Linked DNA regions of Homo sapiens: regions 1, 2, 3 and 5 are each linked to region 4. The links are chromatin loops, found by intact Hi-C in ENCODE. Cell type or tissue: OCI-LY7. All regions are shown on one strand. Region 1 has its middle 72 kb from the start of TXLNB. Region 2 overlaps ECT2L (epithelial cell transforming 2 like). Region 3 has its middle 61 kb from the start of TXLNB. Region 4 has its middle 9.8 kb from the start of CITED2. Region 5 overlaps TXLNB (taxilin beta).

Region 1 (5,000 bases), 140 kb after region 4:
TGTAGTATTGCTTATTGCCTTAAAATCCACTTTGTGTGATATAAGTATGAGCTTATATAAACATGATATAAACATGATATAAGCTGATATAAACATGAGCTTTCTTGTGGTTAATATTTTCATGCTGTATCTTTCTCCACACTTTTATTTTCAATTTTCCCAAATTATTTGAATTTGCAATATGTACTTCTGTACAATATAGAGTCTTGTTTTATGTTGTTTGCTTTATCTAGTCTGACAATTTTTGTCTTCTAATTAGAGATTTTGATTCATATGTATAAAATTAAACTCACCACCTTGCTATTTATTTTATACTTGTGCCATCTGTTTTATGTTTATTTTTATTCCTTTCTTTTTAAATTTTTTTGGACTTTGGATTATATATTTTTATTATATTCCCCTCTCTGTTAGCTATTTTTAGTTATTCAATCTTTCCTTAAGCTTTTAGTGGATACCATAGGCATTTCAACATTCATCTCTGACTTATTAAAGTCTAATGAAAAATATTATTTTGCCACTTCCTGGCCAAAGCAAAGCCTTAGAACATTTTAACGCCATCTAATCCTTTACTCCTATCTTCTGATTCATCATCCAGTTTATGATCATTCTCTCTTCAATTATATCTAAGCCACTGTTATACCAATCCATTGAGTTCTTAATTTCAGCTATAATATTTTCCAGTTTTAGACATTGTATCTTATTTTTTTATAGTTTCCAGTTTTCTTGTACAATGCTCTATCTCATCATTTAATTTATTGAATGTACAAATCATCATTATCTTAAACTCCACGTCCGATCATTGCAATATCTGGATATCTTAAGTGTTTTTTACCTTGGTTTTCAGCAATTTTGCCTAGAGATATACCAGATATTTTTTGTTCGAATGCAGGGCAGTTTCTGGAGAAAAAAAAAGAAAGAAAGAAAAATGGAGATGATTTAAATCTCTGGAAAGTGTTATCTTCCTGAAGAGAGTACTTATTTTAGCTTCCAGCAGGCAGTTAAGATGGAACCAATTATCTTACCCAATCATAAACTGAGGTGATTTGAAGTTGGGCTTCAGACTTTTTAGGGAACTTTATTTTCTGCAGTGTAATTGTTTGAGGGTCCCAACTAAAAGCATGGAGTGTTTGCCAGGGCCCTAAACCATTAACTAGCTCTAAAATCCAATTTTTGTTTCTGATGCCCCATGAAACTGTGGGATGCTTTGCTTAGCGTCTCATCCTCTCAGTCACAGGTTGCATATTTGCAAGAGCGTTCAAGGGGAAAACCAGTCCCAATGTTACTTCATTTCTCTTTTTGCTTTTCTTGACCATTTCAAGTTTTTGTTGCCTAGCTAGCTCTCCAGTGCCTTCCAACAGACATTCTACCTGTTTTATCAAGTTCTCCTAGTTCTTGGATGCAGGGTTACCCTGCAACAACTGATTCTACCCTTACAAGAAGCAGAATTCCCATCCAGCTTGTCTCTTGAGCATCAATTTCATTATCTTGAGATTCTGAAGATGCATCGTATTTCCTTTGAGCTCTAGTATTTGGGCTCTATGATTTCGGCTCCTCTGAGTTTCTGTTTTATTTAAGAGCCAGCTATGGAGGACCAGGTTTGTTATTTTAGCTAAGATTTTGACCTTTATCATTATCTGATATAATGCAAATATTAAAGGTCAACCACGGTTGAAACTGGGCAAGTAAGTTTTATCCTATGTGCCAAAGAATCTGTCTGAGACCAAAACTGGTCTGGAAGGAAAGTGTGCCACAATAAGTTAATAACGCCAACCCTAGAAGGAGGGGAAGGGGCAGCACATATGCCAGGCATTTGTCAGACGCAGATATGATGACACACATATGGATCCAGCTCTCCGAGGAGCTACTTTGTATCCACTTAAATTTGAGAGACTCATGGCTACCTCACTCCTGCCTCCCTTTGGATGGTATACAAGGATTCACTAAAATGGCAGATATTCACCCCATAAACTAAAGTACTAGCAAAAAACAAATCCCAGTGACTTGTGGTTTCCCATCACTTTGTGTGAGAAGTTTGAATTAAATAGAAATTAAATAGTCTGTTCAGGCTTCTATAACAAAATACCATAGACGGGGTGGCTTACAAACAACAGAAATTTATTTCTTGCAGTACTAGAGGCTGAGAAGTCCAGTATCAAGGTACCAGCAGATTCAGTGTGTGGGAGATCTGCTTCTTCATAGACAGCCATCTTCTCATGGTGACTTCACATGGCAGAAGGGGCAAAAGATCTCTCTGAGGTCTCTTCTATAAGGGCACTAATCCCATTCATGAGGGGTCCACCCCCATGATCTAATTATCACCCAAAGGCCCCACTTCCTAATACCATCAGTTTGAGAGTAAGGATTTCAACATATGAATTTGAGGGGGACACAGTCAGTCCATAATATCAGTTGAGATTCAGCTGTCAGGAAATGAAGGGTAATTACGGTGACCATATTTTCTAAACCGCAAGTGAAAATGCAGTTGGACAAAGCCTAATACTCTTATATCAGCAAGAAAACAGAACATTAGAAATCAAGACTGACCAGGAAAAGCCAGCTCATAGGTATAACAAATATAATTCTGCCACCAGTTCAAGATACTCTAGATTTTTGCTGACTTGGTTTCAAGATGGGTCTTTAGAGAGTTTTCCATATTGATGAGATTTTCCAGCCCAGAGTTATAAGAAGGAAAGGCCTGCCTGCCGTCTCAGCCTCCCAGCTGCTCCCAGACACATCTGTGGGGAACCAGATAACTGACTCCTAACCTGCTTATTTTAGCCCAGTGGCTTCGCTTCCTGACGTCTCCAGTCTCATGGTCACATTCCAAAGGCCCTCACTCTGAAACTGCCTGCAAGCAGGGACAAACAGCAGCAGCTGCCACCGCACTGATAATGGGTTTGTGTTGCTGCTTGCCCAGAAAGGCTGCTTTGAGCTGATGATTTGCATTCCTGCTTGCCCAAACATACAGCCTCCGTGCGGCTGCCAGCTTCTGCACAGAGAGAACAGCAGTGCCACCTACTGAACCGCTGGAGATGTAGCCAGTGACTTGGTCAGCTCAGGCCTGCTTGTCACTAAATCTGGCAGGACTGTATACCCAGCAACTGGACTGAAAACCACCTTTGTACAGTGATTAAGTAGGCCTCCTCTTCTGCCAACTTGAGTGATTGTTTACCACTGTTAGGCTGAAAAAGTCTCAAGGAAGTTTATTTTTCTCTGAACAAATGAAACCAAATTGCAGTTGGGATCCAGGCTGTATCCCACTTCAGTGAGAAATGGGCAAGCCAGCAATTGTGGAGTTGAACATTGAATACAATTAGTGAGTACTTACCCTGTGCTAGACAGTGGGTGAGGCACCGGGATAGAAGTATGAATGAACTACACTAGACAAGCAATAGAAAGATAACGAACCTATACCAGTATTCCACAATTGACAAAATATACTCAAAGAACTCAGCCACAATTTACACCACAGAGAGTATATCTCCAGGGATGGAATTTGGGGGAACCAGCTTTCTATTTTCCCATGGGTTCCATTGCTGCTGTTGCCAAGCTGAGATCCAGAAGCCATGATGACTTCTTCAATGGTTTTTTGGGTTTTTATAAATCATCAATTAACAAATAATATTATGGAATCTTTTTTTTTTAGACAGAGTTTTGCTCTGCCACCCAGGCTAAAGTGCAATGGTGCAATCTCAGCTTACTGCAACCTCCACCTCCCAGGTTCAAGCGATTCTCCTCCCTCGGCCTCCCAAGTAGCTGGGATTACAGGCATGCTCCACCATGCCTGGCTAATTTTTTGTATTTAGTAGAGACAGGGTTTCACCTTGTTGGTCAGGCTGGTCTCGAACTCCTGACCTCAGATGATCCACCCACCTTGGCCTCCCAAAGTGCTGGGATTACAGGTGTGAGCCACCACGCCTGGCCTATATTTGGAATCTTCTTCACAAAATTGCTGCTTTGCAGATGCCCTAAGTATCTGCTTGGCCTTCCTCTTGGAAAATCTTACCTGGACAACTCTCAAAGTGCTAAATCTTTTTGCAGTATTCACAAACTCATCTATGTGTGTTAATAGCACATTTCTGACAATTATTAATAAAGTATATTTTATATGTTTTTGGTGTCTAATAACATCAGAAAACCTTACTTAAATATGTGCATACATACAAACGTACTTGTACTTGCTTATGTAAGTTAGTAATTAAGCACCCTATTAAGTCGAGAACCCAACACATACTGAATTGGTCACACATTTGCTGCTGAGCAGCAGAAGCTGAACACCCTAAAGGGGACCCTACCATACTGAAAGACACTAATGCTTCAGCCACCGTGTACAGCTGCCATCCAATCATAGTCTAATGAGTTATGCAGGTGTGACTCCTCCTCTAAAAGGAGAGACCAGGTAAATACAAATTATTGGAAATGGGCAAATCAGTGTCATGTTGGACACAATGTTCATAGCTTTAAGACTGATTGCAATATTCACAAACTAAGCTAAAATTTCTTTTTCTTTTTTTTTTTTTTTTTTTTTTTGAGACTCTTGCTCTGTCGCCCAGGCTGGAGTGCAGTGGCATCATCTTGGCTTACTGCCACCTCCGCCTCCCAGGTGCAAGCGATTCTCCTGCCTCAGCCACCCGAGTAGCTGGGATCACAGGCAACTGCCACCGTGCCCGGCTAATTTTTTGTATTTTTTAGTAGAAACAGGGTTTCACCGCGTTAGCCAGGATGGTCTCGATCTTCTGAGCTCGTGATCTGCCCTCCTTGGCCTCCCAAAGTGCCAGGATTACAGGTGTGAGCCGCCACGCCCAGCCTAAGCTAAAATTTCTTAAACTACTACTGTGAAAATTATATGTGAAGCAGGATGAAGCAGACGTTAATCCTGCTAAAGTGTCTGGTATTTTACTATGATTTTAGTTTTGAAGTGGGCAATAATTTAAATATTATGCATTAAATATTTACATTAGCTCTTATTTTCACTCATAAATATTCAGTTGTCATATTTC
Region 2 (5,000 bases), 550 kb after region 4:
GTTGTCTCTGAAAAACTGCACACCAGATTGCCTCACAGATCACAGCTGAGACAGACGTCCTCAAGTGAGCCCTCACAGGCTGCGTGGGAAGAATGGAAGAGGGGGTAATGAAGTGGGAGAGGGGGCTGTTCTCTCTTAATACACCTTGGTGGATATTTTTCTGCCCTCCAACCCCATTTCAAGTCTGCTCTGATGGAGACAAGTGACGAGAGTGAATCCTTCATGGGCTGTTTATGATCTCACACGCACACGCACATACACACCTGGGTCAATGCATTCCCCCTCTAGGGAATGCAGTTGCATGAATGCTGCCCCACCCATCCAGGAAAGCTGCAAGTTTGAGCAGCTCTGGCTCTGGAACCAAAGGCCTTTGTTTGAGGAATTACCAGGCACTAAGCAGAGGCAATTCAAAACCGGTTCCACCAGTGTGGCAAGGGGACTGATTCAAACTCCTCACGGGTTTCTCTGAGTGTAACAGACACAAGCAGCCCAGTTTCCTTTAAGGAGTCACAGGAAAGGTCAACCTAGTCAAGTGGTAGGGGAAAGACATCACTGGAAACCATTAGTCATGTGGACGACACGGGGCCATAACATACCAAGAAAAGCCACAATTGAGGTATAAAGTTGCTAGGCATGAAAGACCAGCAGAGAAGTCTTCCCAGGAGAAGGGACATTTTAGTTTGCCAGAGGGATGGTTTAAGAAGCTAAACCTTTAAAAAATGTCTTAAATATCATAAAATTCCACTTAGGAAATCATCTTAAAACTTACTAGGGAATACTTATTAGGCCAGGAAAGAAAACTCTAAGATATTTGAATATATCTCATAGAGATTATGAATAATTTTTTAAAAGAAAATTGTGTTGACAGTTTCCACCAATATTGCAATACCCTGTTTATAACTGACTGAATTAAAACAAAATTATTTGGAAATTATAAAACCATCTAAAACAATGGCCTCTCTACCTTGAAAGAAAGGTATTGCACAAATATAGCCTAGCTTACATATAAACATTTCAAGTATTCAAATAATACTAATTTCTTTCATTTATTAATTTATTTACAGTTATTGGGTAAGCAAGACTACAGGAATAAATGATCCAAAAGAAATGCTTAATAATTAAAAATTGATTGCACTACCATTGGACCCAGCAATTCCACTCCTATATGTATAGCTAAGAGAAATAAAACATCTCTATGCAAAACTTGGACACAGATGTTCATAGCAGCACTATTTATAATAATTATTTACAATAATCAACTGAGGAGTGGATAAATAAAATATGGCACATCCATACAATGGGATAATATTTGGCAATAAAGGAAAGAAGTACTGACATGTGTAACAAAATGGATGAACCTTGAGAACGTTATAATATGTGAAAGAAGCCAGTCACAAAAGACCACATACTGTCTAATTCCATTTATACGAAAAGTCCAGAATAGGCAAATTTATAGAGACAGAAAGCAGATTTGTGTTTGCCCAGATCTAGAGGGATGGAGATGAGAAGTTACTGTTAATGGGTAGGGGGGTTCTTTGTGGGATGATGAAATGGTCTAAACTTAACATGTGATGATGATCACACAACTCTGTGAATGTACCGGAACCACTGAATTGTACCCGTAAATGGGTGATTTTTATTGTATGTGAATTATATCTCAATAAAGATGTTTAGGCCGGGCGCGGCGGCTCATGCCTGTAATCCCAGCACTTTGGGAGGCCGAGGCAGGCAGATCATGAGATCAGGAGATCGAGACCATCCTGGCTAACACGGTGAAACCCCATCTCTACTAAAAATACAAAAAAAGTAGCTGGGCGTGGTGGTGGGCGCCTGTAGTCCCAGCTACTCAGGAGGCTGAGGCAGGAGAATGGCATGAACCCCGGGGGCAGAGCTTGCAGTGAGCTGAGATCGCGCCACTGCACTCCAGCCTGGGCGACAGAGCAAGACTCCATCTCAAAAAAAAAATGTTTAAAGGAAATTTATACTAACATTCATGAAACTATGAAATACAGTCTGCTCTCTGAAGAAATGCTGCTGCTATCCAAAAACAAACAAACAAACAAAAAAAAAAAGTACTTTCACTGAACAGGTTAGTTTTATATTCTTGTCTCACAGAAAAAAGAATTCAGTTACCGGACAAAGGATGCAATTTCCAGTGACAAAAAGTCAGGCCTGAGTTAAGCTGCTTCAAAATATACCATAAGATCTCTAATGACCTCCAGTGGTCACAACTAAAATTGCCTGGTTTATGATACGTGAGCCTAGAACATGATGCACAAAGTGGTTATAAATGTGAGGTCTGGTCTGTTATTTTCTTATCTTGAAAGCTGCAAAGTTGGAGTAAAAAGAAACATAGCCAATGACTATCATAAAATGTCTTCCCCCTGATTTTTCAACATTGACTGAAGGGCCTGTTTATCTGTGCCCTGTCTTTGCAGCCTCTTTCAACAGAGCCAGGAAGATGCCTGTCTCCTTCCAGTGACTCCATGGGGAGAGTCCGTTAACAATCTGCTTTGCACCCACAGATGCAGGAGTAGCTGACAGGTGAGGAGGAGAGAAAAAATGGCTGATCAAAAGAGACTGGCAGGAAAACATGTAAGAAAGAACAGGAAGCAAGTACTCCACCTAAAATATGCCAATTTGATCATGCACCACTCTCAGATATTTTTGCTGGGTATCTAAGACATCCGAAGGTTACCCTCTCCTGCAACCTCACCACCAAGTTCTAGTGAAAGTACCTAACATCAAATGATGCCATACCTAGAGTTTTTCTAAACAAACATTAGTAAATAAGCCCAAACAACTTCACACAGTCTCCTCTGTAGGACTGATGAAGTCCCAGCTCTTTCTCCTCTGGGCAAAAGATTCATTCAAAAGGACAATGTTTCAGAAATAGTATTCTATTATTTTTACCCTCATTGTTGGCCTCGGGCTACCAGAAATCCTCCAGACTAACATAAGGCTTTTTATCTGGCATTGAGGGCTGGAAAACCATCCTGCCACGTACCTGCTACCAGCCTGGCTGGATTCTTCAACCACACCCAGGCAAGCTGGAGGGCTCTCTAGAATATTTCGGTCAGTCCACACATATCTTGAATTTCACGAAAGAGAATCCGTTTCTAACATTCATCTGGCTGGTTAACAAGCCACGGGTTGTTTTGAGAATAATGTCTGATATTTGCTATGCTAATTAGTAAAGTATCTAATAACTCAGGTATTGTGACCTTCCAATCTAGAGCTGGCTAATGACCCCTAGGGTATTCATTCCTGACCAGAACAGGAGCTGACCCTGGGCATAACTTCAACTCACAGATGTCACACCATCTGTGCTGAGTGTTTTAAAGTAAATTACAGACATAACATGAGGGAAGGGGAAGAAAGAGAAAGAGAACCCTCTTCGTAATCCTTGACTAGGGCTGTATAAGTCTTGCCCATATTCCTAAATGTTTCAACCACTGTCACTTGTCATATATTTTGTAGATCCATCCATTCATTTAATGATTATGCCTACCTATGTCCCAGACATCCATTTGCAATATATTGTCTGTCTGATGGTTCCAAGGAAAATTTAATATGCTAAGAGAATGTTAAAAATTCACTGACTGAAGCCATTGTGTTTTTGCCAACATGAAACAGTCCCACCATAGTATGAAAGCATTAAATCCTCCCCACGGCTTCACTTCAGCCTCAAGGCAAAAGCAGGCACTGGAAAAGTCTGTTTATAAACCTTAAAATATCAATTACCTTGTTTTTTTTTCTCCCTAGGAACAAAAAATCTCTTAAAGGTTATATAAACATTTATATACGGTTTTCTTTAAGAATCAATGTTAATTACATCATTAGGCTACATTTACCTTAATTGTGATTTAGTGCATCTTAAAAAAATTGCGAATAAGAATTCTTGACGTTGCTTGTTAGTCCAGAGGTCAAACCAATGACTTATAAGAGCCACTCTTTCCTGAAAGAGCTATAAGGGGGAGGGGAGGAAGTGACATTTGCTGTACAGTTCATTGTTTTTAATTGCTAAGCAATCTTTAGACAATCTACCAGCAACCTCACAGCTAATATTTGCAGAGTGCATTACAGTTCACAGAGCGCTTTCACATATAGAGAGAAAGGTCTCTCCTTTCAGGTTAAACTTTTTACCCAGGGATACTGACAGGCCCAGGCTTGTTGGGTGGGTTGATGGGAAAGACTGGCAGTGATGTAATTATAGAGGGGCCCAAGAAGGGCCTCTGGAAAACAAAGAGGTAATGATTCCTGGATCTTGTTTCTACCTAGGCTAATGTGGCCTAGGGAAACAGAGTCCACACATTTCATTTTGAAAACATATACGGGCTACACTCATTTAATTGTGAAAACAGAACCATTTGAGGTAGGTATAACTTCACTAACTCACAACCCTGGATCTTTATAGCACCCACCAAGATGAAAGTAAGTATCGCTAAATAGCCAACAGAGACATGTCTCTAGGGAAGACATACATTAAGGACCAGAGTCCCCCAAACCTGCGTTTCGGTCCAGCTTTGCTCAGATAGAGATAACAAACTCACTGTTATTATCATAGGTCAGGCTTTAGTCCCAGCCTGGTCTAGTCTCCTTCTCTGGTGAATGAGGCTGAACTCACAAGAGCACCCAGTTTGCCTTCTCTATTGCCAGAGCCACCATAGGCCATTAAATGACGACTTCCTGAATTACCTTAAAATAGGAGAGGCATCCCCAGGCCACATGGAACCATCCAGTTGGCACAGGAGGGAAGAGAGGATTACAAATACAGAGGAACACAAGCATGAATACTCCCAGCCCCCACCACCAAAATCACCTTCTCACCTCCTTCCCTATCTACAGCAACTGTGTGTCCTAGAGGTCTCTATTTTGTTCCTGGAGGTACTGAGTGGAAGGGGAGGCCATCTGGAGCCTCCCTTAAGGTAGGAGATGAGAACTGGGGTGAGAAGAGACTGTCTTTGGGACAAAGCTAAGTTTATTTTTGTTTAAACTGA
Region 3 (5,000 bases), 130 kb after region 4:
AAACTTAACAATCATGGCAGAAGGTGAAGAAGAAGCAGGTACCTTCTTCACAGGGTGGCAGGACAGAGTGAGTGAGTGCAACCAAAGGAAACACCAGACACTTAAAAAACCATCAGATCTCATGAGACTCACCAAGTCCAGGAGGTCAAGGAAGCAATGAGCCATGTTCCTGCCACTGTATCTAGCCTGGGTGACAGTGAGACACTGTCTCAAAAAAAATATCTATCTATCTATCTATATTTATTTATATATATATAAATTTATATAAAAATATATATTTATTTATATATATATAAATTTATATAAAAATATATATTTATATATAGTAAAGGCAGTCTCTTATAAAAATAATAAAATTACATAATAAACATTCAGAAAATAGAGAAAACTTACTCATAATTATATCACTCTAATTTAACCACTGTCAGCATCCAGTATATAAAATAGTGCATTTTAAATTATTTGAATGTGTTTTTAAGTTTAACATTATGTTAGTTTGGCTTTTAGGGAGGACACAGTAGTACAGGTGAGAATGATAGCTATTAATAGGTACCAGATTTGAGTGTTTACATTGTGTAGTAAAATTTTATATATTTCACTTTATCATAAAAACATGGAAGCATATTATATTATTTATAGAATAAACATGACTATGTAAATACAAATACCCAGCATTCATACATGTTGTTACAAAGCTTTTCCACACATTGTACTTAAAGATTTCAACACACACATACAGGTTTCCACATAAACCTCCTGGACATGGGGTAGAGCAAGATATTTAAACTCAACACAGCTCAAAAAATAAATAAGAGACCAACTCAGGAAAAATACGAATGTGGTAAATAATAAAACAAGAGAAAAAGTCAAACTGTTTATGAAGTGACAGGAAAGATGATAATACCATAAATCATAGCATTGGCTAAAGGTCAGGGTTCTAAAACAAATTCGAGCATTTCAAAATTGATGAGACAGTTAGTGGTTTTGTTGCTCTAGGGAAATGATAACCAGCATTATCTGTTTCATACCTATTAAGTAGAGCACGGATAAAAACTGTCAAGAGCCTGAGATTGCTCTAATATATGTACTAGGAAGATGTAACAAGCCATAAAGTATTCAGAAATCCCATATACAAAGAAAATTTCAAAGTCAGAGTTCAAGTTTATAGAACTAGTGCGACAGGACTACTTTAATCATATCTGAAGTCATGAGATTAAATATATATTAGATGAGAGTACTACAAGTATAATATGGTTTGGCTCTGTGTCCCCACCCAAATCTCATCTTGAATTGTAATCCCCATAATCCCCAGTGTTGAGGGAGGGACCCGGTGGAATGTGATTAAATCATGGGGGCAGTTTTTCCCATGCTGTTCTCATGATAGTGAGTGAGTTCTTATGAGATGTTTATAAGTGTTTGACAGCTCCTCCTTCATACAAGCTCTCTCTGGCCTGCCACCATGTAAGATGTGCCTGCTTCCCCTTCTGCCATGATTGTAAGTTTCCTGAAGCTTCCCCATGTCCAGTCCCAGCCATGTGGAACTGTGAGTACATTAAACCTCTTTCCTTTATAAATTACCTAGTCTTGGGCAGTTCTTTATAGCAGTGTGAGAACAGATTAATACACAGTGTGATACCACAGGCCAGATTTATTAGAATATAGTAAATGCTCTACCCAAACCAGTATAATTCCTCACAGTCAGACTATTGTAATGCTCTGAGTAAAGAAATTCACGTTCATTTGTCTTCTTAACATTCTTATCAACAAGTTATTCCTGGAATAAAAGTATCCAAGTTTAATCAAGGATAGTACTCATCCAGGAATCAGCCTATTGAATGCTTAGTCCCTGCTCTGCTGCCAACTAGCTGGGTGACTTTGGAGAAATTGCTTAACATCTCTGGGCCTCAGTTAACTCACCTATAAGATGAGAACCTCAGACTAGAGATTCCTTACTAGATATGTAAGGATTTTGGTGTCTCCAATTAAAATCTCAAGAGATTATGAAGTTTCCCCACCTCCAGGGAGAGTTTTATTCTATGAGACCTGCACGTCATTTGGGTTACTTCTGTTAAGTCAGGCAAGAAAAAGGAGACAAGAAATTACTCATATAATTTCTTTTAAGTTTAAAAATTAAATAGGGAAAGATGAAGGATTTATTCAACATACATTGAGGGCCTTCTCTGCATGAGGTTCTGTGCTAGCCCCTGGAATGACAGTGGTTACAAGTCTAAGCAAAGTGTTTCACGACCACCCACACCTTGACCCTGTCTGCTCCAGATCAGAGCACCTTGTTGTGTGACTCAGGCCTGATGACTCCTTCCACTTCCAGTGCTAGGAACTCAGCACCGTGGGAAGGGCCTGGAAGAGACTCTGGGCTGTCTCATTCACCCCAAAATGTTCAGCAACTAAAAAACAAGAAGGAAAACTCTGACAGCATGTTTATTAGAAATGATACCCAGATCTCCAAGTAGAGAGTGTAGGTTCTTGCTAGAGAATGGGGGTTTTATGAAATGTGTGTGTGGTTATTTGTGTGTTCATGTATTTATGTGTCAGTGTGTACTTGTGTGTGAGGGTACGTATGAATATTTGTGTGTAAAACGTGCCGGTATGTGCAGTTTTCTGGGAGTGCATTGTATGTATGTAGTTCTATATGAATGCTTGTAGTTGCATGTGACTCTATTTATGCATAATAAAGTAATGGAGCCTATGTAAGGGTGATGGTTATATGCAAGTTTACAATGTGTATGTGTTGGGGCTGGGAACTGAAAAGCTGAAACACTGCAGATGTAATTTGAGTCATGTGGCTAGCTACTTTTTCATAGGATCCCATCTTGCTGCAGACTTTTGTTTGCTCAACTAATCCTCTTTTGCTTACAATGTCACAAGGCTCACTTTTTTTGGCTTCTGAACAAACAGGCAGGTGTGTGAGGCTGCAAGTATAGTGTCAGCTATTCATGAAATAATTGCATGCACCACCAGCCCAATGTGACAGTCATCATGGACTCACAGCTCCATCCCCAGGCAAGAAAAGGAGTATGTCTTGAGAAATTCTCCATGCCATTCCTCACAGAGACCAGCTGCAGAGCATGGAGCACAAGAAGTGGTAGCAAACAGGCTAAATTGATTCTGGCCTGCCTAAGCGGAGAGGAGCTCTTCAGATGGTTACTATCTTTAACTAGGGTGACGTCCTTGGAGGCGGAGTCCCAGTCTCCTTTTTCTCTGCTATTATCCAGCTGAAATCAAGCCCCTGAATAGTTTCCCTGAACCAAAAGCCAAAGAGAAATAGTGTCCAATCCATTTATGTTTTAATCAGTGAGTCAGAAGGTAGTAAACCAGGACTGATTGCAGATCCTACTGGCCTATCAGCCATGCCCATAACTCATTCTTTGTGCCAAGAGATTTTTTGCTGTGATACAATTCATCTCCCCAAAATATTTAGCACTGACTAGCTATATAGTTGTAGGTGGACCATCTGGCTTCTCCCTTGCCCATTATTAGAAAACCGATATTGAAGTCCTTCAATTCAGTCTGGGAGTAATTTAAAGCAATACCAAGAGGAAGGAGAAGGAGAGCTTTTTATAACAAACTAATTGTCTGCCACACGTGTTAATTAATAATCTTCAAAAGTTAAAGGGAGCAAAATAGGTAAACATAAATAAAAGCCAAGGATAGATTGGGAGAATATAGTCACAGTAAATACAACGAAGCATTAACGTCCAGGAAAAAAAGAAATAGTACAAAGTAATAAGAAAAGACAACTCAGAAGAAAGTGGGCAAGGGCAATGGAAGATGGGGTGGGAGGTGCATTGTCTATCAGAGAATATTTAATGGTAATAAGACCAACCACAAGCCAGTCTGCTTTTTATTGTCACCATGCACAGCAGTCCCAAATAATGTGAGTGGTAGTTTTCCTCCCTGCCAGAGATGATCACACCCGCTGTGTGTCCCACCCTCATTTCTAAGCTCCTGGCATGGGATGTGAACGGGCAGTTTGTAGAAGAAGAAATACAAATAACTAAAACACATCAGGTAAATAAAAATAAACAGGCCAGGCATGGTGGCTCACACATGTAATCCCAGCACTTTGGGAGGCCAAGGCGGGCAGATCACCTAAGGTCAGGAGTTCGAGACCAGCCTGGCCAACATAGTAAAGCCCCATCTCTACTAAAAATACAAAAATTAGCCGGGCGTGGTGGCAGGCACGTGTAATTCTAGTTACTTGAGAGGCTGAAGCAGGAGGATCACTTGAACCCGGGAGGTGGAGTTTGCAGTAAACCAAGACCACGCCATTGGTCTCCAGCCTGGGCAACAAGAGAGAAACTCCATCTCAAAAATAAATAAATAAAATTTTAAAATGACACACAATCACTTTTGCTCATTAGCCTGACAGAACTTTCATACTGATAATACCCAGTATTAGAAAGGATGAGGGCAAATGGGTATACTCAGAAACTGTCAATATGGTATTGGGTCATCTGTCCTTTTCTCGTACATTTGTAGGAGTTCTTTCAAAGGGCAATTTGGAAGTATTGATTATCTTTCCCTAATGTGCAAAAATAAAAATTATTTAGCAAAGAGCAGACATATCGCTTTTTCCTGCCCATGTCCCTTCCTTGGAAAAAATACTTTGTCCTGGATACATGCAGTCTGGATGGGGCCATCAAGCACAGAGCCCTACCCACTCACCCAGTCCTGGCCTCAGGAGACGGGCCTAAAACAGTGTAACACTTGATAGAGTATTTAGTTCAAAGACAGTGGCAGCTCCAGAACTGCCATAGAAGAGGGCTTATGGACTGCAACTGGGTTGAAAGTGGGGCAGGAGACTATTTGGCTTGTCATGAAGTTGCACTTTCACACTAATTTTATTCATACGTTATCTGGGGGTTTGTGTGAACTGAAGCCACTCCGATCCAGTGTGCTCGCCCACGTGTACCAAGTGGGGTCCAGTCTAACCTAGCTATTGGGTTTTTTTCTGCTGTAATTCTGCCTACCAAGAGGAA
Region 4 (5,000 bases):
TCATACATCTCTCTTCACCCTATGTGTTTAGCAAACATAAGGACGATGAGGCCAGTAGGTGAAAAATGATTGAACTGACTGTTATGTTCCTAATATGAACTTAAATATCTAAATGTTTCTAAGATCCCCTTCTGACACCATTTTTTGGATCAATAGTTCTCAGCTGGGTAGAGGTACCTCTCAGGCTGGGGAGAAGGGAGAGAAAACAGTAACTTATAAAAACATATTCCATACTATATTTGGACAGATGTTTTAATACACATTCTTTTAGTAAAACAAAATGTAGAAAGACATTTCAAACTCTTATTATTTTTTTATTTATTTTGTTTGAGACAGAGTCTTGCTCTGTTGCCAGGCTGGAGTGCAGTGGCGCAATCTCAGCTCACTGCAACCTCCACCTACTGGGTTCAAGCGATTCTCCTGCCTCAGCCTCCTGAGTAGCTGGGACTACAGGCACGCACCACCATGCACAACTAGTTTTTTTGTATTTGTTGGCCAGGATGATCGCAATCTCTTGACCGCGTGATCCACTCACCTCGGCCTCCCAAAGTGCTGGGATTACAGCGTGAGCCACTGCGCCTGGCCTCAAAATCTTCTTGACTGATAGGGCATAGATTTTTAAATGGTAAGAAACACTGTTTAGACTGCATGGGATCAAATCGAAGAAATTTACCCTTCAATCAACATCTCTTAACAAATCTCTCTGTTGACCATAAGTTTCCTGTGGCTGCCTTGGTTGAGCACTTACTATGTGACAGATATTGTGGTAGGCACTTTACATACATAATCTCATTTAATGCTCACAATATGCTTGCAAGATTCATGATATTCTTCCAAATTTACATAAGGAAATTGACATTTAGAGAGGAAGTCAACTGCTCAAGGACAACACAGTAGCGGATAGAGGAGCAGAGTAGTTTCCAGACCTAGCTTCCGAGTCAGTGCTCTTTCTAAGACGCAGTGCTGCTGTGATAAACCAAATGACACCTATTCTTAAATGCCACTGATTGTAAAATGATCAATAAGTGATTAAGAGAAAAACCCATTACATTACATGAACACAAGTTCTAAAATATATGAACACAACTATACCATGTATTTATCCGTACAATCACACACCGTTTCCTTTTGGGATTCACAAGATTCGGGTCTACGCTTTTTCAAATTTGGTATAAAAATTCCTCCAAATTAAGTGTGACCCCTGAAAGTGCATGAGTAGCCTCATGGTGAGCTGCTTACCCCTTCTTAATATTTTGACCTCGTTAGCACTTCAAGTCAAATGAAAGAATATCAGTGATTTAAATTGCGGTTTCAGTTTTTTTTTCCTTAACTGAATTCCTTCTTGCTGGAAATAAACAGTTTCTTTCAGAAATTAAGCCAATGCCTTACCCTCCCAATTCTATACTCTATTAAATGAGAATGTTAGTTACTAAATTCTGGCACATAAATATGACCGCTTTACAACTCGCCCAACTGCCTGCCAGCGATTATGTTTTAATATTGATTATAAGATTCAGGCTGATTTCATAATGTTAAGATTTTTTTTAAGTACATGTTAGAATAAAGGAAATACAATATTTAGTTACTTTACACTTAACTAATCTTCCTCAATTTATCCAAAGTTTCTTGATGCAAATGTAAACTCACATTCTCTTACTTTGGTCTTCTATGGAAATGGAGAACTCTTCTATTAATAGTTACTGAAAAGAATAGTAGATCAGGAATAAAAAACATAGGTCTAGTCTTAACTCTGCAACCAAATAGCTGTGTAATTTAATCATTGTTGACTCAAGTTTCTCCATCAGTAAAATGAAGATGTTTAATTAATACATCTTGTATTCAAATTCTCATGAAGAAAACATAAGCCCGTTCCTATCATTTCTCCTCCTCTGAAAACATGGAGTACAATATTATAAGACCACCTCAAAACCTGTTCCATCATTCTTACCATTGTTTTTCCAAGCTCACCGTGAGTCTGTGGGTGTGCCATAGACCTGACCCAGTTGTGTCAACTTTCCAAAGATTGGAATCGTCTCTGTAAATATTCCCTTTCATTGCCATAATGAGCACAAATTTTGGCTACTGAGATTTATCAGCCTGCAAGCAAATGCCAAAAAAGCTTGCCACCCTAGGAAATATTTCCAGAACATGACATTGCAAATTTGCTGATGCAGTTGTTTAAATTATGTGTGTGTGTGTATGGTGTGTAACTTACTGAAAATAATTCGATCAATTCTTTATTTCAGGTTCTGTTTTATATTCTTACAGATTAATTTCACTTTTCCAACCTCATAAATAACAAACCATAACTATTTGAACTCTCTTCCTTTCAAACATCTTTTCCTGGGCCACAATTATTATCGTCATCATTAGCATAACTGTTAGTATTATTTACTTTCTCAGAGAGGCAATCCTATATACAATGCTAAGTCAGAGGAAGCTAGCATGTGTTGAACACTATAATAAGCAGATACGTAAGAGTTTTCAAGTAGTTAAGAGGCATTTGTCTATATCCATTTATCTATTTCTCCCTCCCCAACTTTACAACACCACATTCCACCAGTTTGGGAAATCAATTATTTAGCTAGATGATCAACTAATAGATTAGTTGAAAATTGTTAAACAAAAGTGTATCATAATACATAACTATCCAGGAAATAATTATAGACTGACATGTAAAAGTAATGTAGCTAAAGAACCATGATAATGTTACAAAATATTTGTTCCTTTCATCACTTAACCACTAGATGGAGCTAAAGGTCTGTAAATTCAAATTTGCGCTTTTCTCCTGAGCTGCTGGACTGTCATTTCCTTAAAGAATTTGCCCCCATCCCCACTTACCATTTCCTGTTTGTATTACTGAAACAAAAAATATCCTATGTGACCTATTTTAACCCTCAAAATTAAAAATATGTCAAGGTCACCCAAATACACTCTGCCCAAGCACCATTGCTCGCTACAGTCTAATAAAAATAGGAAATTGACAAAAGATGTCTTTGAGCAACTCCACTTTTTTTTTCTTTTTTTTAAATTATACTTTAAGTTCTAGAGTACATGTGCACAACGTGCAGATTTGCTACATAGGTATACATCTGCCATGTTGGTTTGCTGCACCCATTAACTCATCATTTACATTAGGTATTTCTCCTAATGCTATCCCTCCCCCTACCCCCCACCCCACGACAGGCCCCGGGGTGTGCTGTTCCCCGCCCTGTGTTCAAGTGATCTCATTGTTCAGTTCCCACCTATGAGTGAGAACATGCGGTGTTTGGTTTCCTGTCCTTGTGATAGTTTGCTGAGAATGATGGTTTCCAGCCGCATCCATGTCCCTACAAAGGACATGAACTCATCCTTTTTTATGGCTGCATAGTATTCCATGGTGTATATGTGCCACATTTTCTTAATCCAGTCCATCATTGATGGACATTTGGGTTGGTTCCAAGTCTTTGCTCTTGTGAATAGTGCCACAATAAACATACATGTACAAGTGTCTTTATAGTAGCATGATTTATAATCCTTTGGGTATATACCCAGTAATGGGATCACTGGGTCAAATGGTATTTCTAGTTCTAGATCCTTGATGAATCTCCACACTGTCTTCCACAATGGTTGAACTAGTTTACACTCCCACAAACAGTGTAAAAGTGTTTCTATTTCTCCACATCCTCTCCAGCATCTGTTGTTTCCTAAGTTTTTAATGATCGCCATTCTAACTGGTGTGAGATGGTATCTCATTGTGGTTTTGATTTGCATTTCTCTGATGGCCAGTGATGATGAGCATTTTTCTCATGTGTCTGTTGGCTGTTACATAAATGTCTTCTTTTGAGGAGTGTCTGTTCATATCCTTTGCCCACTTTTTGATGGGGTTGTTTTTTTCTTGTAAATTTGTTTAAGTTCTTTGTAGATTCTGGATATTAGCCCTTTGTCAGATGGGTAGATTGCAAAAATTTTCTGCCATTCTGTAGGGAGCAACTCCACTTTCTTCCCCTTTTTAACCCCTTCCCTTTTTGAAGTGTTCTCCTGCCTTTCATTTGCTCAGGTATCAGTGGCTCAATTTTCTGCCCTGCTGGGACGTTTATATCTTAATAGAGAAATTTGAGAGAGAGAGCATTTAAAACTAAAGGAAGAAATTTTGAATGGTAGGATTTTGTGCATCATTCAGAAAGATATTTGAAGGTCCCTAAGCCTTTCTCTATCTTTTTCTGACCCTGAAATCATTCCTTTTTCCTGTCTCTCCTACCTCTCAAGCCAGTGCTATTCAAAATCTTATACGAGGCCCTTTGCTCCTACCTTAAATATTGGTGTTTGCCAGACTTCTTACCTCACCTCACTAGTCAATTTCATCTATTTCTAAAGGGCTCTGATACCACCTAGAAATTGAGCATTTCAAAACCCAGATGTCCAGCCCAGACCTCCCCAATCTCTGCTTACTACTGAATGAACACACGCACGTGCACACACAGACACACACACACACACACACACACACACACTGACGTCTGATACACATTGAAGTAGAATATGTCCAAGACTTTATTCAATCCTCTCTCATTCACTTCCTGTGTTCTGATTCCTGGTTAATGGAACTGCTATTCATCCAGACACTGAAACCAGAAATCTAGAACTTTCTTCCATTCCTTCCCTCTTCTTCACCACCAGCCAAGCTACTTAGTTACCACATTCAACAAACTTGCCGCCTGCCTAAAATGTGCTTTCCTTCCTAAACCTCCCTTAGGTCTTTGTGAGAATTTGCTTCCTAGATGGCCACACTAATTAAAATGGAAAGCCGTCTCCAGCTTTTCCCCATGGCATGCCCTATCCCTTTAATCCTGATCAACTTTTCCCCAGAGCACTGCCAAGGGTGTTTCAAACTCTGTAAAGGCCCGGCACGGTGGCTCACCCCTGTAATCCCAGCACTTTGGGAGGCCGAGGCGGGCAGATCACGAGGTCAGGAAATCAAGACCATCCTGGATAACACGGTGAAACCTCATCTCTACTAA
Region 5 (5,000 bases), 86 kb after region 4:
GGAGGCTGAGGCAGGAGAATGGCGTGAACCCGGGAGGCGGAGCTTGCAGTGAGCCGAGATCGCGCCACTGCACTCCAGCCTGGGCGACAGAGCGAGACTCCGTCTCAAAAAAAAAAAAAAAAAAAAAAAAAAAGAACTCCAGATCCACTCTCCTACTGAGTGAGAGGCCAAAGTTCCCCTACAAATATGACAAGGCCACTGAAAGATAAGAGATAGAAAATGTCAGCCAAAGGGAACAAAATCTGACAAGAAAACACAGGCTAGGTGGTATTTTCGAAGCTGATACAGGCCTTAAAACCAAACGAAACAAGCAAATGAAAACCCTGACAATGAGTGGTGACAGTGAGGAGTAAGAGAACCTTTGTAAATTAAAAAAGTGGACCATAATAGTCTAAGATAACAAATATGCCATCCAAACAATGTTGCTTTTGTTTTCATTGTTATCTAAATCAAGCTAAAAATGGTGAAAGCTATTTTAGTTGTGAAATGACCAAATCTTAAAGGTTGAACTCAGAATCCATTTAGTCAACCCACTAATTTTATAGACAGGGAAATTAAAGCCAGAGAGTTTGAGAGTCCACACACACACAAAATAATAAAAATAAAAAAATAAAAAAATAAATAAATAAATCACTCAACTAGTTGATGGCAGAGTTGGTTCTGGAACCCAGGTCTCCTATCCTTAATCCAGTGTGAATTTAATAATACTTTCCTTCCTATCCCCTGCATACATGAATTTTACTTCCCTTAAAAGATATCTATAGATGCTCAGGAATTATTTATCTCATGCTTATTTTTAGAAATCATATCCTATTAGAAGAAAAACAAAACTAACAGTGAAATATAAATCTAGGTCTAACATTTGAAAGAGGGACATTCACAGTCTTTTCTGGCTTTAAGTTTCTGCCACAATTCATGGAAATCAGGAAGGTGGTTAGAGAGGTACACAAGTACGTATTTATAATGAAATTTAACCCCAAAGTTCTAAAAAAAAAATTTTGGAAGAGAAAAGGCATACTTTTGTTTTTGAGAGATGGAGTCTCGCTCTGTCCCCCAGGCTGGAGTGGAGTGGCCAATCTCAGCTCACTGCAACCTCTGCCTCTCAGGTTCAAGCGAGTCTCCTGCTCAGTTTCCCAAGTAGCTGGGACTACAGGCGTGCGCCACCACGCCCAGCTAATTTTTGTATTTTTTAGTAGAGACGCGGTTTTACTATGTATTGGCCAGGCTGGTTCTCCCGACCTCTGGTGATTTGAACACATTAAATCTGCATAAGTTGTCACCAAACTTAGTATAAACAATCATTACTATGCTAAAAGTTTCAGAAAAATCCTGGTCCACATTTCTGCAGCTGGCTTAGTTGCCTTTAATTTCAGGTTTTTTGTTTCTTTCTTTCTTTCTTTTTTTTTTTTTTTTTTTTTTTTAGAGAGAGAGTCTTGCTCTGTTGCCAGGCCGGAGTGCAGTGGTACAGTCTCGGCTCACTGCAATTTCTGCCTCCCTGGTTCAAGCGATTCTCCTGCCTCAGCCTCCAGAGTAGCTGGGATTACAGGCATGTGCCACGACACCAGCTAATTTTTGTATTTTTAGAAGAGGCAGGGTTTCACCACGTTGGCCAGGATGGTCTCGATCTCCTGACCTCGTGATCTGCCCGCCTCGGCAAGCATGAGCCACCACGCTCGGCCAGTTTTTTTGTTTCTTTGATGTAAAAATAATTTCTCCACCTTCCAATAAAACTGTGCCAGTGACCACAGCCTTATGCAACAGCGCTGTGTCTGCTACACAGGTGGTTCCACTTTCATGTAGACTTCCTACCACGCTGAGCATTTCGCAGTGTGGTGGCTACATGCCCACATGCCTTCCTAGCTTTCATGAGGAAGAAATGAAGCTTGCTTTGGAAGAACACATTAGGGAGAAGGCAGGTGATTCCTTCCTGATAAAGCGTCCCTGAATAAAGTCAGTTTTTCCTCTTTTGTTTGACACTGTCACCAAATGACCCTATTTCCATGGAGATGTAATGATAGCCTTTTGTAGATGATGAGCAAGTCTCTGTCTACTCCCCTCCTCCATGATTACTTCACATAGCACCCTAGTCCCACAACACCAATGGAAGTTTAAAAACTGAGGTCAGTGATGTTGTAAATTTATGAATTCTGCACATGCCCATCTCCAGTTTCCTGGATTTTTTTTAATTAATCTCCAGTTTTAGTGCTTTTCCTGTGAGACTTACAAATAGAAATTCTGTTTCCTGGATTTTTTGTTGAAGGGAAGAATAATTTTTGAAGGCATATTGATGCACCTGGATGTTAACCTTCTATACAAAATAACACAGTAGAGCAGAAAGAGACCTCAGTGAGTGTGAAGAGTAAAAAACAAAACAAACAAAACCAAAAAGAAACCTCTTCTCACAGTCACAGAAAATAAAACCAAAGGGGAGAAGATACTTAATGTGGGAAGAAAGCAAGAACCTTTGGACTCACTCATTTCTATCTCTCCCAAACAAGACAGGTAATGGTTTCACATGTCGGTACACACACTGAGAGGTATTCCAGGATACATAAAACATCACAGGTGAGAGTAAGACCTGTTTTTCCTCTAGTTGGTCACAAAAAATTGTTTTCATGACAGTGTTTATTTGATTCACATGATACGAGTTTGAGCTAGTTGGCTTTGATTTTTTTATTTGTTCGTTTGTTTTTTGCAGTGGAGTGCAGTGGTGCAATCTCAGCTCACTGCAATCTCTGCCTCCTGGGTTCAAGTGATTCCCCTGCCTCAGCCTCCCGAGTAGCTGGGACTACAGGCATGTACCACCAAGCCTAGCTAAGTTTTTGTATTTTAGTAGAGATGGGGTTTCACCATGTTGGCCAGGATGGTCTTGATCTCCTGACCTCGTGATCCGCCCGCCTTAGCCTCCCAAAGTGTTGGGATTACAGGCGTGAGCCACCGTGCCTGGCCAGCTTTGTTTTATTCTATTATTATCATCATTTACTGAGCACTTGCCATGGGCCAAACACTGTGTTGCATCCTGGGCCAAGAATGATCAAGAGTAGTCTCTTGACTTTAATAGATGACACTCTAACTTGAGATTGTAGTCTTCATGTGGGCACCTTCCCTGGACTGAAGACAAAGGTGAAGGGATGGCCTGACCAATGCAAATCCATCCCTGTCAGTAGAGGGATAACCCAAAGCACATGCCTGGCAGGGGCGAGGCGTCAGTGATTATCAGCTGCAAATGCCACAGGCCATAATTGGAGAGCTGGGAGGGACCCTACTCACACCCACCTTCCCCTGTTTTAGGCTAATCTGAACTGACTCACTAGGCAAAGATAGACAAAACTAACTGTTGGGAATGAGGTCATTTAAAAAAAAAGTTGCCTTCTATTTCTCTAGGTCTCTCTAGCATCAGAATTCCACATGAGAGTGGAGTGACTTAGAACAAGTAGGCTAGCCTTGGATTCAAGCCTTCTCTCTGCCAGCACTAATCATGTAACTTTGGACTTTTCTGGGCCTTAAATACTAAAATGCATAAAATTAACCGGTTAGTCTGGATGCTCTTTGAAATTCCTTCTAGACCTAAAATTCCTTGATTCCATGTAAAGTTGCCAGGTTTAGCAAAGGAAAATACAGGATGTCCAGAAAAATTAGAATTTCAGGTAAACAACGAATCATTTTTTAGTACAAATATGCCCCATGTCCTATATTTCATCTGGCAATCCTAATTTCATGACATATATGCCTCTCCAAGATGAAAGCAAGTACTCTAGCCAAGGGGAAATGTCTGTTCTTGGGGGAAAGGTTGTCAATTTTCTTAAGCAGATTTATGTCAGGAAGTGTGGGCTTTGTTGTGTGGCTTGACCACCCTATTCTGATTAAACAGAGTGGTTTTCATAGATAGGTAGGGATGGGAAAAATGCCCCACCCTTTCATGATTATTTAACAGGGTTAATTTTTTTTTAGTGTAGCATAAACTCCAACTGGAAACAAAATGAAACTGCCAACGGATATTAAGGCCTAGGTGGGGGAAAGGAAGGCCAGAGAAGGCTGTGTCCATTATCACAGAGACAGAAAAAGGCTTGTGGAAAGGCTCTCCATGTCTTTACTTGGTTTTCCTTCTATAATGATTTTATTCTATTTGGTAGGAAACAGGATCAGAGTTATTCCCACTCCAACGCCAGGGAATGGGTTTATGTACAAAAAAGAGAAACTTGGTTCCCCCTAAAAGAGGGAAAAGAAGTACCAAAAGAACAAAAAACACAGGGGAAAAAACGGGCAGGCTACTTCATCAAGCTTCTCTGCTTCTGGCTGGAATCCCAGCAACTCCGTGTTGCTGTTTCATACTAGTCGGAAATTTTGATTGGCTGTTTTGCTTCCTTTTTGTTAATTCAAGTGGGAAAACGGGTGACGTATTCTTTCAGAAAGTATTTTTGATGTATAAAATCTTTTGATTCTGAAGAATACAGGGAGGAGAAATAAGAACGGATTCTTGTGATGAAAACTGGGAGACTTCTGTTATAGCAAACATTTATTGAGAGTCTGCCATGAACCTCACACCGTACCACACATTCACAAACTTCCCAACTAATGTTCACTCTGTAAGGTAGGTGTCATCATTTCTATAGGAAAGAAAATTACATCTGATAAGATGAATGGCTTAGCCAAGGTTGGGAATAATTAGCAAGTGGTCAATCTGAGACTCCAGCCCTTATCACCTGACTGTAAATTCAACACTTATTTTTTTCATGTCTTTTTTTTTTAAGGCAAAGAAGCCAACCTGCTAATGCAAAATCTGAACAAGTTGCAAACACCGGAAGAAAAGTTTGATTTTTTATTCAAGAAGTATGCTGAATTGGTAAGATCTTGGATTAGCTTCTTTTCTCAGAACGATTAGTGAGCCCAGTGCCTCTAGCTTCAAGGAACAACAAACACCTGCCAATCCGAGAATGAATTGTAAACAGCAACATCTGAGGTCTGTGCGCTAACCCTGCAGATTATGAGACCCACAGCTA

The links. A loop is a pair of places that touch in the nucleus more often than their neighbours do. Peaks named below come from ENCODE experiments on the same cell type or tissue, not always from the same donor. Only the 100,000 strongest peaks of a DNase experiment are listed, where the experiment ranks them.
Region 1: it touches region 4 in a loop (10-fold over the local background); 90 of 110 quality-filtered maps call a loop at or near these places.
Region 2: it touches region 4 in a loop (7-fold over the local background); 92 of 110 quality-filtered maps call a loop at or near these places.
Region 3: a loop joins it to region 4, with 6 times the contacts of the local background. A loop is called at or near these places in 29 of 110 quality-filtered maps.
Region 5: it touches region 4 in a loop (3-fold over the local background); 3 of 110 quality-filtered maps call a loop at or near these places.

Annotation. Positions count from the first base shown.
Region 1 is chr6:139,217,395-139,222,394 of GRCh38, reverse strand. It overlaps a transcript of TXLNB not described here. Among named protein-coding and RNA genes, the nearest start is that of TXLNB, 72 kb to the left of the region's middle. In OCI-LY7, CTCF peaks have their summits at 2,834 and 3,043 (motif pointing left); DNase peaks (open chromatin) are centred at 2,474 and 2,974; H3K4me3 peaks cover 805 bases; H3K27ac peaks cover 1,119 bases.
Region 2 is chr6:138,813,458-138,818,457 of GRCh38, reverse strand. ECT2L (epithelial cell transforming 2 like) reads right to left here. Exons shown (of 22, transcript NM_001077706.3): 4 at 3,855-3,967. Among named protein-coding and RNA genes, the nearest start is that of ECT2L, 20 kb to the right of the region's middle. In OCI-LY7, CTCF peaks have their summits at 2,028 and 2,229 (motif pointing left); a DNase peak (open chromatin) is centred at 2,207; H3K27ac peaks cover 38 bases.
Region 3 is chr6:139,228,669-139,233,668 of GRCh38, reverse strand. It overlaps a transcript of TXLNB not described here. Among named protein-coding and RNA genes, the nearest start is that of TXLNB, 61 kb to the left of the region's middle. In OCI-LY7, a CTCF peak has its summit at 3,009; a DNase peak (open chromatin) is centred at 2,978; H3K27ac peaks cover 1,414 bases.
Region 4 is chr6:139,362,336-139,367,335 of GRCh38, reverse strand. No RefSeq gene overlaps it. Among named protein-coding and RNA genes, the nearest start is that of CITED2, 9.8 kb to the left of the region's middle. In OCI-LY7, CTCF peaks have their summits at 2,545 and 2,754 (motif pointing right); a DNase peak (open chromatin) is centred at 2,785; H3K27ac peaks cover 1,622 bases.
Region 5 is chr6:139,276,673-139,281,672 of GRCh38, reverse strand. TXLNB (taxilin beta) reads left to right here. Exons shown (of 10, transcript NM_153235.4): 3 at 4,752-4,843. All of the region lies in intron 2 of LOC102723690 (a long non-coding RNA gene), which reads right to left. Among named protein-coding and RNA genes, the nearest start is that of TXLNB, 13 kb to the left of the region's middle. In OCI-LY7, a CTCF peak has its summit at 1,884; DNase peaks (open chromatin) are centred at 1,752, 4,332 and 4,942; H3K4me3 peaks cover 3,839 bases; H3K27ac peaks cover 4,907 bases.